2 separate regions of the Homo sapiens genome follow, and region 2 is linked to region 1. A link is a contact called in ENCODE Hi-C or POLR2A ChIA-PET data. All regions are on one chromosome and are shown on one strand. Each heading gives the region's core, a stretch centred on a gene start or an enhancer-like site at or near the end of the contact. The rest is flanking DNA. Distances are from core to core; before and after follow the strand shown.

Region 1 (3,686 bases), core at 444-2,943:
TCTCTTTGTATATGACTCTTCATCTTTGATTTTCTTTTTGATATAAGACATACAAATTTCCTTACTTTTAGATGCCTGTGTCAACCAAGGGCCTAAAGTTACAGAGGAAAGGACTTGCTTTATAATGTTACAGGGCAGGAGGATTGGGGTGAGGTTTCTCCATAAGGTGAATGATCATTTTCCCAGTGGCTTATGGGATTTTGGAGTGTGGGTACAGATGTAATGCTTGCTTAGTCTCGAAATGTTTCGTTTTTATTAGTCTTGTCTCCCCAACCAAATTGCTAGCTAGCCCTTGGAGATCAGAGACCATGACCTCACCTTCTCTTGGATCCTCCAAGGTACCCAGCTTAGGGCTGTGTCCAAGGGAAGCCAACTTCAGAGAGATGACCACACTCCTCTATGTTGGAGAATGTCACGTGAGAGTTGCTTTCTAGAACTTCCCAGGAAACAGTGTGCACAGATGGGCATGAGCTGCCTTGACACTGCAATATACAGGATTCTAAAGTAAACATCCCTGTGACCAGTAATAAGCAATTTGGTAACTGTGACCTGGTTGCTTTCATCCTAGTTTCAAATAATTAGATGATTAAGAAAAATGTGAAAGGAGATTGGAGAAACTGCTGAGGTCACTGTTGACACTTTGAATCAATGAGGAAATCAGAAGGCTGGGTTACCGTGAGTATGTGCTCCCCACCTCTACTGTCCGCCCTTAACTGAAATCAAGTGGGTCCTTGGATTGATGGGATTTGGTCTGTGTAGCCTTCATTTGCTTGTTAGCCAAGTTCATGGTTTATACATCTGTCCCCACCCTCCTCTGTGGCTGGCCAGAGACGCTAATTCAGTCATCACACATGGTGCTGTTCCTGAGAAGGATGCCTGTTCGGAGAAAAAAAAAGCCCCTTGAAGGTCTGGCTAGAGAAATAGGAGGAGTAAAAGCATCCTATACTGAAATGAGGGAAAGGAGAAAGAGTAGCACTGAGAGTGTACTGCAGCGGTTAGGTCTGGGAGGGGAAAAAAAACCGGAGAGCAGGCATTTCACTTGGAGAATCTAAAGAATTGCAGGGTGGTTTCTCTTGCTATTGTTTGAAGGGAAGCCAGCAGTCAAGAAAATTATTGGTCAAATTTCACAGAAGAAGGAACATGACACAGAGGATTTTAGTTTTAATAGCTCAGAATCAAATCTGATGTTTCAAGGAAAGTGAAGAGAACAATTGACTATCAAAAGTACTGGAGAATCTGCCACTGAGCTCTTCCCAAAAGCAAGTGAGGGCACCAGAGGGGTGGGAGTTTCTGTCCTTTGCCATAAGGAAATAGACTGACTTTTTTAAACCAACATACCAGAGTTTACACATTCAAATGAGTATTGTCCTCTCCTTTAACTGTCCTTTTGGGAGACTTCATTCTCAGGGCAAAAATACTGCTTTTACATTGAATACATCTACATGCCTCTCTAGGTTTTTATTTGACTACATAGTCTCTTTTGTGGCTAATAATCCTGCTTTGGGAGTAGATCTGATTTCTGAAAATCATTTTGTATCCAAAATAATGTAAGCCTGTAAAGGAAAAACCTGATTTTTCTGAGTTGGCTTTGAAATGATGGATTCTGAAATTAATTCTACATGAGGTCCAGAAATCACATGGGCAGAGATTTCCGGGCTCCCCATGGTACCTTCTGGGGAGCCAGAAGTTCAGCCAAGCTGGGTGATTACTCACCTTTGAGTCAGACACTCCTGGGATGGGATCCTCCCTTCACATGTGGGTCCTAAGCCAGTTCTTTTTACCTTCTGATCCTCAATTTTCTCACTTAAAAGCTGGGATAGTAATAGTATCTACCTCACGGGATTACTGTGAATATTAAATGAGGTGATACTTGGGAAAACACATAGGAAGGGCTTAGTAATTGCTTATTATTATTACTGATCCCTTACATTGCCATAATGTGGAGCCAGGTACATAGTAGGTAATCACTGAATCTTTGTCAACTAGTTGCAGGGTTGTTGCTAAGGATGTCAGGTTTTGACTTGAAAGTACACCTGTATTTAAAGAGTGGGGTCATCTGAGGTAACTCCAAGACTAGAAAAACATTTCTAATCCTCAATCCTGTAAAACACTTCAAAATGGCATTTGTTCACCTCTAAGATCTACCCTAGCTCTAATAGTCCATGAAATCATGATGCTGAATTACATAAAACAAGGGGATTAATGTGAACAATAAGAAAAAATGTTGACCAATAGCATGGATAATTGAAGAATAAATGGTCAGAACCAGGCAACTCTAGAGGAAAAGCTTAGAGGACAGTTTCGTGGAATTATCAACTGGAGAGACTCCTTTGAGGTTGTTTAGAATGACGACATCATTGTTTAACTTGAGCATGGGAACCATCACCAGGAGGAAACCTACCTGAAATTCTACACTCAGAAGAGTTGGCACTTGGGTAGCTGTGGGACACGGTGGAGAAAGAAACTACCCAAAGTTGGCCAAAGAGCTTGTCACTGTTCTACAATGATCTCAAATTGGTAAAGGAGGTTTTCACAGCTTTTCCAAAGGTTTGAAAAAGAAAATAGCTACTGGTGGCTGTGAAAACACTGCATTGGCTGCAAAAATCAGTGTGATCTGGTATCAGAAGCAAGGTGTTAAATATTATCCAAAAAATGCAGACACAATATACTCTTCATGGAAAGCCTTGGACTAACAAAAGAGAAAAATGGAGATGAGACTATTATATGATAATCACTGCCTAACAACTGGCTTCAATAAGGAGGCTCCCCATGCTGTTGTAACCACAGAATACAGAGCATGAAGAAATGGACTTAAGTTACAGCCAAAGAGATGGAGGATGAGACCTAAGGAAAAAGACTTTCTTACCCTTCTTGAAGATAAAGCATAAGAATGAAGATCCCTAGAGATGGATGGGAGTCGCTGTGGAATCTGGCAGTTTGGGCGTTGACCTGTCCGATAGCAAACCCAGAGCAATGGCCCCAGGGAGTCTGGGAGCCTCCAAGAAAGCAGAGACTTCACCCAAGAGTCTCATTCGAACAACCTGACTGAATCTCAGCCTGCAACAGATGGAGCAAAAGTTCCATCTTAGGATGCTGGAGACTAAATGGGTTAGAAGTAGAGGGGGAAGTGCACGAACTCGGCTCCAGGAGGAAGAGAGCAAATGGCCCATGGAAGTTTTCCTATCTCTGGCTCCTTGGAACCATGGAGTCAACACGATAAAATTAGCAGAGCTAAGTAGGCAGATTTGTGGGGTTGGAGGCATAATTGGTCCTGTTTTTCTCTAGTCTTGACCTAACTGAAGTTCACTGGGTATGTAATGGAAAAAAAACAACCAGCTTGATATAAAAATACAGGAAATGCCTGCAATCACTGCTGATTACAGTAGCAGCTTTCCTTCTGTTATTTTTGTGAAAGAGAAAAAAAAAGGGGGGGTTATTAGGGTGTTTTTTTTTCCCTTTCCTAAACTTTGGAAACAACTTGGGCTATTAGTTCTTTTTAGGGCATTCTTTACTCTAGCTAAATGATGTCACTTAATCTTTATAAATAAAGTGGGTGGGGGGAGACATTCAAATTCTTATCATAAATAAAATTCCTGAGTATAAAATACATACAAATGGTTCTAAATATGGTTTATTGGCCCTAAGGGCTTGTGTTTTCCGAATTCCCCTAATTTCTAATCTTTCTA
Region 2 (3,686 bases), core at 831-3,330, 40 kb after region 1:
TTTCCATTTGAGTTACCTTTCTCCATCCTTCTCCCCACTATCCCCATTGGAGCCACCACCGCCTCTCCCTTGGTGAACTGCAGGACCTCCTAACGGGCAGCCCTTCTTGTGTCCTTCTCATCTCTGTACGTCTATCAGAGTGATCTCTTAGTGGGTGCAGCGCACCAGCATGGCACATGTATACATATGTAACTAACCTGCACAATGTGCACATGTACCCTAAAACTTAAAGTATATAAAAAAAAAAAAAACTTCATGTACAAAAAAAAATAATAAAATGTTTGTTACGTGGAAAAAAAAAAAAAAAGAATGCAAATCTAGCCATTTCGCGCCTCATCCCCTACTTAAAACTCATCACATTGTGATTAGATAAAGACCTTCTCTTCCACATAGCCTCCAGGGTTCTGCATCAGGCCCCGCCTCCCCCTCAGCCCTTCCCCGTCATCTGCTGGGCTCTGGCCATATTGGACCACTCTCCCCTGTGCCCTTTTTGCCTAGGTACATTCCTCCTTCAGGTCTCAGCCTAGGTGTTGCCTCTCAGGGAATGCTTTGCCAAGTTCCTTGCCCATCACACTGTCAGAGCCTGCTGTGCTTCTCTCAGGGAGTTCATCACAGTCTCAGCTAATTGATTCTCTGGCAGTTACGTGTTTCTTCTCAGCCTCCTTTACTCTTCTACATGCCCCGTGAGGGCAGGGACCGTGTCTCATCACTCACCACAGCACTTGGTACAGAATGGAGACTCATGTGTGTGCAAAGGAAGGAGAGAAGGGATTTTCACCGATGAGTACAGGGCACCTGCTAGGCAAGGCATTCAGCGAGACTGTCTGCATCCAAAAATGGCTCCCAGCCTCTTCCATCCTGACCTTCCTACAGGAAAGCACTTTAGGAAGGGCACGTCACCCAGTGGGAAGGAGCCTTGCTTAGGGGGACTCTGTTGTCCAACTTTTCAAATTCTGTTTTGTTCAGTTTATATATTTAGGCCTTAAATATTTCATTATTTGCTTGCTGGTTTGATCACATGCTATTTTTTTAAAAAACACAAAGCATAAAATCAGATACAGTGAAAGGTCTCTGTCTCATCCTTGCTTCCATCTGCCCACCTCCCACACACTCTCTACTTATGTTTTGAGGCTTTTATATATCCTTCTGGAATTTCTTTAGGTATATACAAGCAATACAAATATAACTTCTTATTTCTTTTTCTGTGTTATACAATGGTAGGAATGCTGTACACGTATCTCATTTTCCTGTCGATGGTGTATCTTGCTTTTTCTACTCAGTGAGATCTTGCAACAGGCATATCTTCATTGGTTCTGCCTCTACTTACACTTTGGAGCTGCAACTCTGAATCACTGCAGAGGACTCTCTTGGGTAATTAACTTGGGGTGGACATGGGAGCTTTTGTCTCCTGATTCCCGGAGCCCCATCTCTTCCCAAGTCAGATGAGTAACTAAAGGAAAACCTCAGCCGCACCCGAGTCCACCAGAACACCATGCCCAGCAGAGCTGGCCACCATCCCAGGCCCCAACACCAGCCCATCACACCTCCCTGTGAGTCCCCTGCCAGCATACCAGCTGAGCCCTTTTATTTTGGAGGCCTTAGAGCAGTGGCCTTTAACTAGGGGCAATTTTGTCCTGTTCCCTTAGACATTCAGTAATGTCTGGAGATATTTTTGGTGCTGCTGGCATGTAGCAGGTAGAGGCCATGGAGGCTGCTAAACTGCCTGCAATGCACAGGACAGCTCCCCCCACCCACCCTGCAAAGAAGTATCCAGTCAAAAATGTTAATAGCATGAAGGCTGAGAAACCTTAACCTACAGAGATCCAGAAGTTAGAAGTCGTGCCTAACCGGTTAACCAGTTCGTGAGGGTGAGACGTTCATGAGAAGAGCATCTTCCAACTGAGAAGAGCCTCTGGCTCAGGGGCAGCTTCTTAAGATGCCCAAACCTCTATGTGTATCCCTGACCCTGATACTTCCCCTCCCAGAAAAGGGAGGACGGGAGGAGCTGAGGAAGTGAGGAATCTACTACACCCTTGGCCTCAAAACACTTCATTTCCTCACACTGTCACTTGACTGCAGGGCCAGGCCAGGATTTCCATGACTCTAGCCACTGAGCTGTGTCTCCGAGGGCTACTGCCTATGTGAAGGTGATGCAGAACTTTAGAGAAGGCCATTTGTATCATAGAAGTATGCAGTGCACAACCTGTGCAACAATAAGCGGCTGTGCCACAGTCTCCCTCCCTCAGTGCTATGCCCTGAGGCCCAGCCTTTAGCCCCTCACTCCATCATCACAATTTGCTGAGTGTACAGTGGGAACCAGGCACTGAGCCAGGTTTGGGGCAGATAAGACAGATTCCTAAATCATAGAGCTCACCAAGGGGAAGAGATGTTTAGACAAATCATAATTTAAATAAACCAGAAGCCTGGGGTCTAAGATATCAACAGAGGAGGGAATGTGGGGAGGCTTCACAGAGGAGGTAGCATTTTGACTAGTTCCTAGAGGAGGCCTAGGGACTGGAGAGGGACATTCAACCAGAGGGAAGAAAGAATGCAAAAGGACAGCAAGGTAGACAGGGTTCAGGCTGAGGAGCTCCTGTGTGCCAAACTAAGGAGTATGGACTTCATGGTGGGGGCCATCCAAGGTGTTAAAGTGGGGGTCACCTTGCTGACTTGTAGATGAGAAAGATGAGGTGCACTGGTACCATTCCTGACTCACACCTACTCTCCACCCCTTTCACTCTTTATCTGGGGCTGCCCCCTCCAATCGCATTGAACTCGAGGCCAGGTGCTTTGGTTCCAAGGGCATCAGGCAAGAAATAGTTAGAGGCTCTCTCCCTTGCTGATGAAGCCTGAAATTCTACCAAAGATGTATTCCTTTGGATTACAGTTTATTCTCTCAAGTTCCTCTGTTTAGATAGATATTCAGCCTTCACACTATGAAATGTGACATTTTGTCTCTAACACTCATGCACATACAATACATACATGCCATTATTTCGGGTAGCTATCAGAAATATTTCCACCTACTGGCACTTTTTTTCCCCAAGGTTTTATTGGTATACGTATGCTCAATTAAATTAACGTTTACCCTCAGGACTGACTCATTTAATAGGAATAACAAGTTCACCTGGGTGTGTAGGGATCGCCAGACACCACCCAGAAAATATAAAACACATCAATGTGATTTTCACCTACAAGCATTGAAAAGGAATAAGCCTTTCTTTTTCTTGTTTTTTATCTTTTGACCTTCATGGGCATTTTGTGTCAAGATTGCAAATTCAAACATAAAAACAGTGGAGAGGGGCTGGGTCCAGGAACAGGAAAGGAGCTGGAGGAGGCATTAGTACATTTGATCATTTACCTGGTCCTTATTCCTTATCTCAAAAAGGACCGTTGACCCCTCCATGTAAATGAGTTTATCAGACCTCAGTCTCCCTGATGAGAAGACCTGAGAATCTGAGGGGGATCACAGAGTCAGTAAGAGCCAGAGTGCATAATCCCAGCTTGGTCCCTTACTAGCTGGGTGACTTTGGCCAAATTAGCTGACCTCTGTGTGCTTCTAGTGCCTCGTTTATAATATAGAGACAATGATAGTACCTCGTAGGGCATTAGGATGAAATGAGTTGATACATGTACCATGTCTAGAATGGTGTCTGGGACATAGTCAATTCTATGTAAGAGTTAAA

The links. A loop is a pair of places that touch in the nucleus more often than their neighbours do. ChIA-PET counts read pairs that join two places held with the same protein, here RNA polymerase II (POLR2A). Pooled maps may share reads with other maps.
Region 2: a loop to region 1 is called in a map of mesothelial cell of epicardium, with 22 times the contacts of the local background. The contact joins two enhancer-like sites. A Hi-C loop is called at or near these places in 6 of 168 maps with a recorded cell type or tissue (PC-9, endothelial cell of umbilical vein, heart left ventricle and 2 more) and 4 of 50 pooled maps. POLR2A ChIA-PET finds 5 or more read pairs at or near these places in 9 of 52 experiments (AG04449, BJ, HEK293 and 6 more).

What each region holds. Positions count from the first base shown.
Region 1 is chr2:46,115,863-46,119,548 of GRCh38, forward strand. All of the region lies in intron 11 of PRKCE (protein kinase C epsilon), which reads left to right. Among named protein-coding and RNA genes, the nearest start is that of EPAS1, 180 kb to the right of the region's middle. RefSeq lists an enhancer at 1,076-2,275. Within about 2 kb of position 1,694, at least 3 of the 41 ENCODE cell types and tissues checked have a DNase peak (open chromatin) inside an H3K27ac peak, as active enhancers do.
Region 2 is chr2:46,155,768-46,159,453 of GRCh38, forward strand. All of the region lies in intron 13 of PRKCE (protein kinase C epsilon), which reads left to right. Among named protein-coding and RNA genes, the nearest start is that of EPAS1, 140 kb to the right of the region's middle. Within about 2 kb of position 2,081, at least 4 of the 41 ENCODE cell types and tissues checked have a DNase peak (open chromatin) inside an H3K27ac peak, as active enhancers do.